2 separate regions of the Homo sapiens genome follow, and region 2 is linked to region 1. A link is an interaction called in ENCODE POLR2A ChIA-PET data of the cell type or tissue named here. Cell type or tissue: OCI-LY7. All regions are shown on one strand. Each heading gives the region's core, and the rest is flanking DNA. Links, peaks and the distances in the headings are about the cores only. Region 1 holds the start of TEX19 (testis expressed 19). Region 2 overlaps QTGAL (queuosine-tRNA galactosyltransferase).

What was found. Peaks named below come from ENCODE experiments on the same cell type or tissue, not always from the same donor. Only the 100,000 strongest peaks of a DNase experiment are listed, where the experiment ranks them.
Region 2: POLR2A ChIA-PET joins it to region 1 with 11 read pairs; 1 of 35 experiments calls an interaction of 5 or more read pairs at or near these places.

Annotation. Positions count from the first base shown.
Region 1 is chr17:82,356,238-82,361,718 of GRCh38, forward strand. TEX19 (testis expressed 19) reads left to right here and starts at 3,010. Exons shown (of 2, transcript NM_207459.4): 1 at 3,010-3,048. RefSeq lists an enhancer at 1-587 and a silencer at 4,196-4,490. In OCI-LY7, for the core only: CTCF peaks have their summits at 1,121 (motif pointing left) and 2,387; DNase peaks (open chromatin) are centred at 944, 2,404 and 2,924; H3K4me3 peaks cover 920 bases; H3K27ac peaks cover 1,915 bases.
Region 2 is chr17:83,038,397-83,043,654 of GRCh38, forward strand. The region is part of intron 3 of QTGAL (queuosine-tRNA galactosyltransferase); the gene reads right to left. Among named protein-coding and RNA genes, the nearest start is that of QTGAL, 11 kb to the right of the region's middle. In OCI-LY7, for the core only: no CTCF peak of the experiment used is centred there; a DNase peak (open chromatin) is centred at 3,165.

The DNA.
Region 1 (5,481 bases), core at 297-5,296:
GGGCCCCGGATCTGCGCGAGGCATTCTGGGTGAGACAGAGACGAAGCCGCTTGAGCTCGGAAGCCGGTGCTCAAAGAGCGTGACGTGGCCTCACCCCATTCCTCTGCAGGGCTCAGCTGGCACCTGCACCCCCGAGGTAGCTGGGGGCCCCTGAGCTTGGCCAGGCCCATCTGGCAGCCTTGTCCCTGCTTGTCCACCCCCTCTGGGTTGCGTTCAGCTTCCTGAGCTCCCCCTCTTCACCCGTTCCTAACACAAGAGCTTGTGCACCCCAGGATGGTGGGGATGGGGTTCTGGCTCGTGGGCAATCTGGGTGTCAGGCTTACGGCCCCAGTGGCTCCGGGTCATGGCCTTGGCCCCACAATGGCTGTGCTGCCCCATCAGTGGTCTCTGCAGCTGGGGAAATGCCTGGTCCTTCTGGAGATACAGGAGTGTTGGATTCCCCGATTATGGCCACGTCCTGTTCCTCTGGTACCATCCACCCACCAAGTCTTGCCACGGTTTCCCTCTGGGCCTCAAATCCAGCTGTCCATCCCAACATCTGTCTCAAGTGGCCTCTCCTGTACCCAGCTGCCCAGGAAGCGATCCAAAGGCTCCGTCCCAGGCTGCTGAGGTGACTGAGGACCTTGAGAGGGTCCTACACTCTCAGACCAGGGTGAGGCCGAGGCCCGAGAGGCAAGTCCCTGCCCAGGCCCTGGCTGGCCAGGACGCGCTGGCCACAGCTTCCCAGAGTGGACGCTGCCCTGCACCCGCCAACACTTCCCCGTCAGCTTCCCGGTCCCACACCGCTCCTGCTGGCAACGAGGTCGCAGCATATTAAATTCTCGACGCAACTACTGTGTGAAAAAGCCATGCAAACCAGCGAGGAGCCTGCTTACCACAGGGGCCCTCAGAGGGCTCTGCTGCTCCTCGGTCAAAACCTCCTTTAGGCAGTGACTCTGGCAGCTGCCGGCTGGGCTGTGTCCTGAGAACTGAGGCTGGGAGGGGCCAGGTGGGAGGGACCTCATCCTCCAGGCGCCCACTGGCCCAGCCCTGAGTGTTCACGACAGGTGCAGGGCTCCCTCCCCGGCCCCCTTCTGGCCAGGGCAGCCACAGCTCAGCCCCGAGGCCTTGAGTGGCCTTTTCAGAGAAAACCAGGACCTGGGGGCTCCTCCCGGGAGCCTCTGACCCCCAGACCCATAAACAGGCTTCTCTGTGGGGTCCCTCAACCACTACTTTCCTCTCACCTGAGGGGACCAGCCAGACAGCTCAGGCACCCGAGTCTTTAGGGAATGAGCTCACTGCCCTCTCCACCCACAGCAGGACACCTGGCAGCCAAAGCCCCACACCTGCCCCTATCCCAGGACTGGGACGAGGAAGCCCCAGGGTGAGGGGTGGCCCTGATCTGAGCCCTAACCTGGTGGGGGTGGCAGGCAGCCCCAGGTGTGTGGATGACCTGAGCCAGGCACAGACAGCTGCCAGGTGGGGAGGAGCAGAGGTCATGGGGATGTAGGGAAAGGGTTTGGGGGTTCCTCCCACAGGGCCACTGTGTGAGACAATTTGTCACTTTCTTACAAAACTAAACACACTCTGACCACAGCATCCAGCAATCTCACTCCTTAGAGTTTACCAAAATGAGTTGAGAACTTATGTCTACAGACACCTGCACATGAATATTTGTAGTAGCTTTATTCATAATTGCCCAAACCTGGGAGCAACCAAGATGTCTTTCCATAGGTGAATGGATAAATAAACCATGGTACATCCAGACAATGGAATACCATTCAGTGTTAAAAAATAAGTGAGCTGGCCATGCAAGGTGGCTCACGTCTGTAATCCCAGCACTGTGGGAGGCAGAGGCAGGCGGATCACTTGAGCCCAAGTGTTTGATACCAGTGTGGGCAACATGGTGAGGCCCTGTCTCACAAAAAATACAAAACTTATCGGGGTGTGCACCAGCACCTGTAGTCCCAGCTATTTGGGAGGCTGAGGTGAGAAAATCACAGGAGCCCAGGAGGTTGAGGCTGTAGTAGCTGTGATTTCACCAGTGCATTCCAGCCTGGGTGACAGAGCAAGACTCTGTCTCAAAAAAAAAAAAAAAAAAAAAAAGAAGTGAACTATCAAACCACAAAAGACATGGAAGAACCAAAGTGCGTATTACTAAAAAAGAAGTTGAAAAGGCTACATAATGTATGAGTCCAGCTCTGTGACATTTTGGAAAAGGCAAAATTAAGGAGACAGTCAAAAGATTCCTGGTTGCCAGGGGCTGGGAGAGGGAGTGATGAAAATGCAGAACACAGATGAATCGGGGCGGAGAAACCCGTCTGTACAATATTAGAGTGGTGGGTCTGCATGATTATACATGTGTCCAAACCTGCAGAATGCACAGCACCGGAGGAAAGCATAATGGAAACTGCAGAGGGCGATGATGATAATAACAACGTGTAACAAATGGCTGGGACGGGAGGACTGGGGAAGGCTGTGCACCTGCAGGAGCAGGGGAGCGGTGGGAGAGCTCCATGCTTTTGGCTCAATTTTGCTATGAACCTAAAACTGCTGTAAAAAATAGAGTCTACTGAAAAAACAAGTGTTAATTTATAAGCGTCTTGTTTAAAGAGCGAAGAGATGAACCACAAAGGGGAAAATGTGTTTAAACAATAACTAATTGACAATTGGCTGGTTCTTAAAATTCAGAGAACTTTAAGACAGAGACAGCAAAGCAGGGATCACGTTTTACAAACGCGGCAGGACCAGGACGTCGTGCCCACGACGGGCCAGCAACCACAGGCTGGATGCTCACCCTGTGCCAGCCTGCAGACGGAGAGCACCCACCCCAATCTCCAGCCCCCAGAGGAGCTGCCTCTCCAGGGCCTTCCTGCAGGTGCCCAGGGGCTGCACATGGCCCTCCTTGGAGGGAGCTGGTGACTCAGCACTTTCATTTCCTGGAAACTGAGGCTCATGGGAGATATGCAGATGAGCCCAGAGCACCATGGGAAATGGCCCTTTATATACCCAAATGGGCTCTGCCTCCTCCTTTCCCTGGGTGCCCACATGAACAGAGACACCAGGATGGTGAGATCTCCCGAGGAGGGGTCTCTGAGGAGGGGTCTCGGAGACACGGCCTGGTGCTGGGTGAGGGGTTGGGAGGCTGAAGCGGGGCCAGGATTCCTCAGGTTCCCTCAGTTTCCCTCAAATTTCCCTCAGTTTCCCTCAGGTTCCCTAAGGTTCTCCAAGTTCCCTCAAATTTCCCTCAGTTTCCCTCAGGTTCCCTCAGTTTCCCTCAAGTTTCCCTCAGTTTCCCTCAGGTTCCCTCAGTTTCCCTCAGGTTCCCTCAGTTTCCCTCAAGTTTCCCTCAGTTTCCCTCAGGTTCCCTCAGTTTCCCTCAAGTTTCCCTCAGGTTCCCCCAGTTTCCCTCAAGTTTCCCTCAGCTTCCCTCAGGTTCCCCCAGTTTCCCTCAGGTTCCCTCAGTTTCCCTCAAGTTTCCCTCAGTTTCCCCCAGTTTCCCTCAAATTTCCCTCAGTTTCCCTCAGGTTCCCTCAGTTTCCCCCAGCTTCCCTCAGGTTCCCTCAGTTTCCCTCAAGTTCCCCTCAGTTTCCCCCAGTTTCCCTCAGGTTCCCCCAGTTTCCCTCAAGTTCCCCTCAGGTTCCCCCAGTTTCCCTCAAGTTTCCCTCGGGTTCCCCCAGTTTCCCTCAGGTTCCCCCAGTTTCCCTCAGTTTCCCTCAAGTTTCCCTCAGGTTCCCCCAGTTTCCCTCAGGTTCCCTCAGTTTCCCTCAAGTTTCCCTCAGGTTCCCCCAGTTTCCCTCAGGTTCCCTCAGGTTCCCCCAGTTTCCCCCAGGTTCCCCCAGTTTCCCCCAGTTTCCCTCAAGTTTCCCTCAGGTTCCCCCAGTTTCCCTCAGGTTCCCTCAGTTTCCCTCAAGTTTCCCTCAGGTTCCCCCAGTTTCCCTCAGGTTCCCTCAGTTTCCCTCAGGTTCCCCCAGTTTCCCCCAGGTTCCCCCAGTTTCCCCCAGTTTCCCTCAAGTTTCCCTCAGGTTCCCCCAGTTTCCCTCAGGTTCCCTCAGGTTCCCCCAGTTTCCCCCAGTTTCCCTCAGGTTCCCCCAGTTTCCCTCAGGTTCCCTCAGTTTCCCTCAGGTTCCCCCAGTTTCCCTCAGTTTCCCCCAGTTTCCCTCAAGTTTCCCTCAGGTTCCCCCAGTTTCCCTCAGGTTCCCTCAGTTTCCCTCAGGTTCCCCCAGTTTCCCTCAGGTTCCCTCAAGTTTCCCTCAGGTTCCCCCAGTTTCCCTCAGGTTCCCTCAGGTTCCCTCAGTTTCCCTCAGGTTCCCCCAGTTTCCCTCAGTTTCCCCCAGTTTCCCTCAAGTTTCCCTCAGGTTCCCCCAGTTTCCCTCAGGTTCCCCCAGTTTCCCTCAGGTTCCCTCAGTTTCCCTCAGGTTCCCCCAGTTTCCCTCAGGTTCCCTCGGGTTCCCTCAAGTTTCCCTCAGGTTCCCCCAGTTTCCCTCAGGTTCCCTCAGTTTCCCTCAAGTTTCCCTCAGGTTCCCCCAGTTTCCCTCAGGTTCCCCCAGTTTCCCTCAAGTTTCCCTCAGGTTCCCCCAGTTTCCCTCAGGTTCCCCCAGTTTCCCTCAGGTTCCCTCAGTTTCCCCCAGTTTCCCTCAGGTTCCCCCAGTTTCCCTCAGGTTCCCTCAGTTTCCCCCAGTTTCCCTCAAGTTTCCCTCAGGTTCCCCCAGTTTCCCTCAGGTTCCCTCAGTTTCCCTCAGGTTCCCCCAGTTTCCCTCAGGTTCCCTCAGTTTTCCCCAGTTTCCCTCAGGTTCCCTCAGTTTCCCTCAGGTTCCCTCAGTTTCCCCCAGTTTCCCTCAGGTTCCCCCAGTTTCCCTCAGTTTCCCTCAGGTTTCCTCAAGTTGCCTCAGTTTCCTTCAGGTTCCCTCAATTTCCATCAGGTCCCCTCAGGCTCTGCCAGTTTCCCTCAGGTTCCCCCAGTTTCCCTCAGGTTCCCTCAGTTTCCCCCAGTTTCCCTCAGGTTCCCCCAGTTTCCCCCAGTTTCCCTCAAGTTTCCCTCAGGTTCCCCCAGTTTCCCTCAGTTTCCCCCAGTTTCCCTCAGGTTCCCCCAGTTTCCCTCAGTTTCCCTTAGGTTTCCTCAAGTTGCCTCAGTTTCCTTCAGGTTCCCTCAATTTCCATCAGGTCCCCTCAGGCTCTGCCAGTTTCCCTCAGGTTCCCCCAGTTTCCCTCAGGTTCCCTCAGTTTCCCCCAGTTTCCCTCAGGTTCCCTCAGTTTCCCCCAGTTTCTCTCAGGTTCCCCCAGTTTCCCTCAGTTTCCCCCAGTTTCCCTCAGGTTCCCCCAGTTTCCCTCAGGTTCCCTCAGGTTCCCCCAGTTTCCTTCAGGTTCCCTCAATTTCCATCAGGTCCCCTCAGGCTCTGCCAGTTTCCCTCATGTTCCCCCAGGTTCTGTCAGGTGAAGCTGATGGGCTGTTGGGGTCCCTGAGGTGTAGGGGGTGGCTGATGAGCCCGGGGAGGTCGGATG
Region 2 (5,258 bases), core at 259-5,258, 680 kb after region 1:
GCCTCAAGTTAGAGCTAATCTATAAAAAGTACTTTATGAAAAGCAAAATGTTTTCAAAATAGATGAATGTTTTTAGACAAGGAGTGTCACAACAGTCACCAAAATACTTTAAATTTGTTTTCATCCAACTATAAAAGATGCAAAACTCTCTCTAATATTCTTTAACTTAAAAGAATATTAGGCCGGGCGCAGTGTTTCACACCTGTAATCCCAGCACTGTGGGAGGCCAAGGCAGGCGGATCAGGAGGTCAGGAGATCGAGACCATCCTGGCTAACACGGTGAAACCCCATCTCTACTAAAACTACAAAAAAATTAGCCGGGCGTGGTGGCGGGCTCCTGTAGTCCCAGCTACTTGGGAGGCTGAGGCAGGAGAATGGCGAGAACCTGGGAGGTGGAGCTTGCAGTGAGCCGAGATCGCGCCACCGCACTCCAGCCTGGGCGACAGAGTGAGACTCCATCTCAACAACAACAAAAAAATATTAAAAGATGTTTATAGTAGTTTCAAAAACCAATTTGTTTACACACATTACAGAAGCAAGTTGAAACAGATGTTCTACAATAATCAATTTATAAAGAGTTTTCTATTTCAAACCAACGAAAGATAATGAAAACAAGATATAACTTGGGAAAAAACATCTTCCAAATACACAAGACGATGATGATGACAGCAATGATGATGACAGACAGCTGCCAACACCTCCTGAGTGCCCGCTGCCCACCGTCCATCCCAGGGCAGAACAGGCACTCACCTCCCTGGGTGCATTTCCTCTCTGCACCTGTTTATGCCCCTGGCTTTTTGACACACTGCTGAGCGCCCGCCGCCCGCCCCTGTTCTAGACACACTGCTGGGCGCCCGCCGCCCGCCCCTGTTCTAGACACACTGCTGGGCGCCCGCCGCCCGCCCCTCTTCTAGACACACTGCTGGGCGCCCGCCGCCCGCCCCTCTTCTAGACACTGCTGGGCGCCCGCCGCCCGCCCCTGTTCTAGACACACTGCTGGGCGCCCGCCGCCCGCCCCTCTTCTAGACACACTGCTGGGCGCCCGCCGCCCGCCCCTCTTCTAGACACACTGCTGGGCGCCCGCCGCCCGCCCCTGTTCTAGACACACTGCTGGGCGCCCGCCGCCCGCCCCTGTTCTAGACACACTGCTGGGCGCCCGCCGCCCGAACCTGTTCTAGACACACTGCTGGGCGCCCACCGCCCGCCCCTGTTCTAGACACACTGCTGGGCGCCCGCTGCCCGCCCCTGTTCTAGACACACTGCAGATTAGCTCATTTCACACCTCACAGCACTCCAAGATGGGTGCTGACTACCACGACCTGTTCACAAATAAGGAAACGGAGGCAGAGCGAGGTGGCCGTGGAGCCGACCCCACCAGCCTGGCCCCACACCCAAGTCTACTTTACTCCTGCGTCTTCTGAGCCCCAGGGCACTGCAGGAGAAGAGCTGGGGCCAGGAGCTGCTCCTGTCCACTGAGACACCCCGCAGGTGAGCCTGTGATTTTGTGAGTCTCACAGATCTGAACAGGACCCAACAGAGGACTTAACTCCCCAGGCTCTCACATGGGGACATTCCAGAGGGACCGTAAACCCTCAGCCGCTTGCCCTTGAAATACGTCATAGCTGTAAGACTCCCTCAGGACCAAGTCCACTAGAAAGTGGGGTGATGCCACCCATTCCTGAGCACATTCTAAAGCAGTGGCTCCTGATCCTGGATGTGTCTCAGAATCTTCTGGAAAGCTTTTAAAATCCCAATGCCCACGCTGCACCCCAGACCAATTACATGAGAATATCTTAGGGTGAGACTCAGGCACTGGTTTTCTAAAACTCACTGATGATTCTAACGTGCACAAAGTTGACGACCATTATCTTAGAGAAGCTGTGACTCCTAAAATCTGTAGGAACCCGTCCACCAACTAAAAACGTATCATCTGCCAACCTTGACTTTTTCAGCCCCATGCAATATAGGCAGGCATATTTTTTTCAAGTCTTATATGGAAACTTTAAAGTCAAACTAAAAGGACCCTGATCTATTACAATCAAAGCTAAGAACACAAGCTAATCATTCAACATAAAAACAGAGGGTGAATGAAGAAACCTGAACACAGCTTGACCCAGCATCATGAAATTTCAAAATTCAAAAGTACAAAAAGAAAAATCTTAAATACTTTGAGAAACAATACCTTTAAAATAACAAGAGTCAGACTGGTGTAAGATTTCTTATTAGAAACATGGACACTAGAATATAATGAGGCAATCCCTTTAAAATTCTAAGAAAAATTATTTTGCACCTAGAATTCTATACCCAGCCAATCTGTCAACTGAGCATAAAAATATTCTTGAGCAAGAGAAATAAGCAGAAAAAAAGTTTGAAAAAATAATGGCTGAGGCTGGGCACAGTGGCTCATGCCTGTAATCCCAGCACTTTGGGAGGCCGAGGCAGGCGGATCACAAGGTCAGGAGATCGAGAACATCCTGGCCAACACGGTGAAACCCCATCTCTACTAAAAAATACAAAAAATTAGCTGGGTGTGGTGGAGGGTGCCTGTAGTCCCAGCTACTTGGGAGGCTGAGGCAGGAGAATGGCGTGAACTTGGGAGGCAGAGCTTGCAGTGAGCCAAGATCATGCCACTGCACTCCAGGCTGGGTGACAGAGCGAGACTCCATCTCAAAAAAAAAAAAAAAAAATGGCTGAAAAATTCTCAAATTACTAAAATTTTACTGGAGGAGCTCAAGAGTATATTTAAATATGCAGAAGAAAAATTAGCAAACACAGAGATAGATGGGTAAGTCTGAATCTGAAAATGGAGACAAAGAAGAATGAAGAAAGTGAAAAGCATCTCAGAGAAAGCTGGAATACCAATAACTATACCAACATATGCACAATGCAAGTACCACACGGAAAGGCAAGAGAAATAAGCAGAAAAAAAGTTTGAAAAAATAATGGCTGAAAAATTCTCATATTATTGAAAAACATTCATCTACACATCCAGGAAGCTCAACAAACTCCATGTAGGATAAACACAGAAGATTCGCAGCTAAACACATCATAGTAAAAATGCTGAAACCAAAGATAAGGACAAAATATTGAAAGCGACAAGAGAAAATCACTTGTCACTTACAAGAGACCCTCAGTAAGATTAACCGCTTACTTCTCATCAGAAACAATGAAGGCCACAGGCAATGGGGTCACACACAGATGCTCCTCAACTGAGGGTGAGCCTATGTCTAGGTAAACCTGCTGTAAGTTTAAAACATCATAAGTCAAAAATGCTTGGGGGCCTGGGAGCTGTGACTCATGGCCACTGCCTGGTATCCTGACAGAACCATGGTTTCTACTGAATTTGTGTTGCCTTTGACCATCATAAAGTTGAAACATGGTAAGTTGAACTATCACAGGCTGGGGGCCATCTGTATTCATAGTGCTCAAAGAAAAACACTGTCAATTATGAATCCTATATCCAGCAAAGTCATCTTTCAAAAATGAAGAAGCAAGTAAGAGATTCTAAGATAAACAAAAACTGAGGCAGTTCATTGTAGGGCTGAAATGAAAGGGCACTAAACAGGAACTCATAGAGAAAGAACAAATGAAGAACAGGGATAAAGTTTACTATTCAGGTAAATATAAAAGATAGTACTATTTTGGTTTGTATTTTTCCTATATGCTTTTAAAACAAATACAGAAAACAAGCCAGGTGCTGTGGCTCATGCCTATAATCCCCACACTTTGGGAGGCCAAGGTGGGTGGATCACTTGAGTCCAGGAATTCGAGACCAGCCTGGGCAACAGGACAAAACCCCCTCTCTACCAAAAATACAAAACTTACGCAGGCGTGCTGGCAGGCACCTGTATTCCCAGCTACCTGGGAGGCTGAGGCACAAGAATCACTTGAACCTACTGGGTGGAGGTTGCAGTGAACCAAGATCACGCCACTGCGCTCCAGCCTGGGTGATGGAGTGAGCCCCTGCCCCCTACTGCCACACACACACCAGGAAACAATTATAAATCTAAATCTACATTCATGAAAATAATTTATGAATTTATGTTAATGTTACATGATTGAAGCTAAGTGTTAATTCAAACTACATTGTTATAAATTTAAGATGTTCACCGTAATCCTCACAGTAACCACTAAGACGATCATTTAGAAATACACAGAAAAGGAAACGAGAAGGGAATCAAAATGGCACATCGGAAATAAGCAATTAAACAGAAAAGAAGGTAGTAATACAGGATTGAGGAATAAAAAAGACATAAGACATATAGAAAGCAGATAGCAAAGTGGCAAAAGTCCTTCCTTGTCAGTAATCACTTTAAATGTAAATGGACTAAATTCTCCAATTAAAAGGCAAAATCTGGCAGAACGGATCTTGAAAATTATGATCCATCTAAATGCTGTCTATATGAGGAATTCACTTCAGATCCAAAGGCACAAGTAGGCTGAAAGTGGAACAAGGGAAAGAGATATTCCACGCAACTAGTAATCAAAGAGTGCTGGCGTGGCTGTACTAATATCAGAAAAAATAGACTTCAACTCAAAAATTATTAGAAAAGACAAAGAAAGAGTCAATTGATCAAGAAGATATAACAAGCATAAAACTGTACACATCTAACAAGAGGGTCACAAAATTAAGTAAGGCAAAGATTGACTGAATTGGAGGGAGAAACAGTTCTACCGTAACAGTCGGAGATTCAACATTCTACCTTCAATAATGGAGAGAACATCTAGAGAGAAGATAATAAACAGAGAACTTGAACAATACTATAAACCAACTAGACTTAGCAGAAATATACAGAATACTCCACTTGACAGCAGCAGAACACACATTCTCAGGTGTGCACAGCGCATTCTCCAGGACAGGTGACACGTCCGGCCATAAAATGTACCTTAAACATTTGTTTAAAGATTGCAATTATATGAAGTATCTTCTCTGACCACAGTGAAATGAAACTAGAAATAAGTAACAGAAGTAAAACTGAAAAATTCATAAATAAATGAAAGCTAAACCATATACTCTTCAGCAACCAATATGTCAAAGAAGAAATCATAAGGCTAATTAGAATATACTCAGAGACAAACGAAAACAAAAACACAACAAACCAAAACTTTCAGGATGTAGAAAAATCAGTGCATAGAAAGGAATTTATAGCTATAAATGCCTACATAAAAGAGGTCTAAAATCAAGAACCTAAAAGTACACCTTAAGAAGCTAGAAAAAGAAAAATAAACTAAACACACAGCTAGCAGAAGGAAGGAAA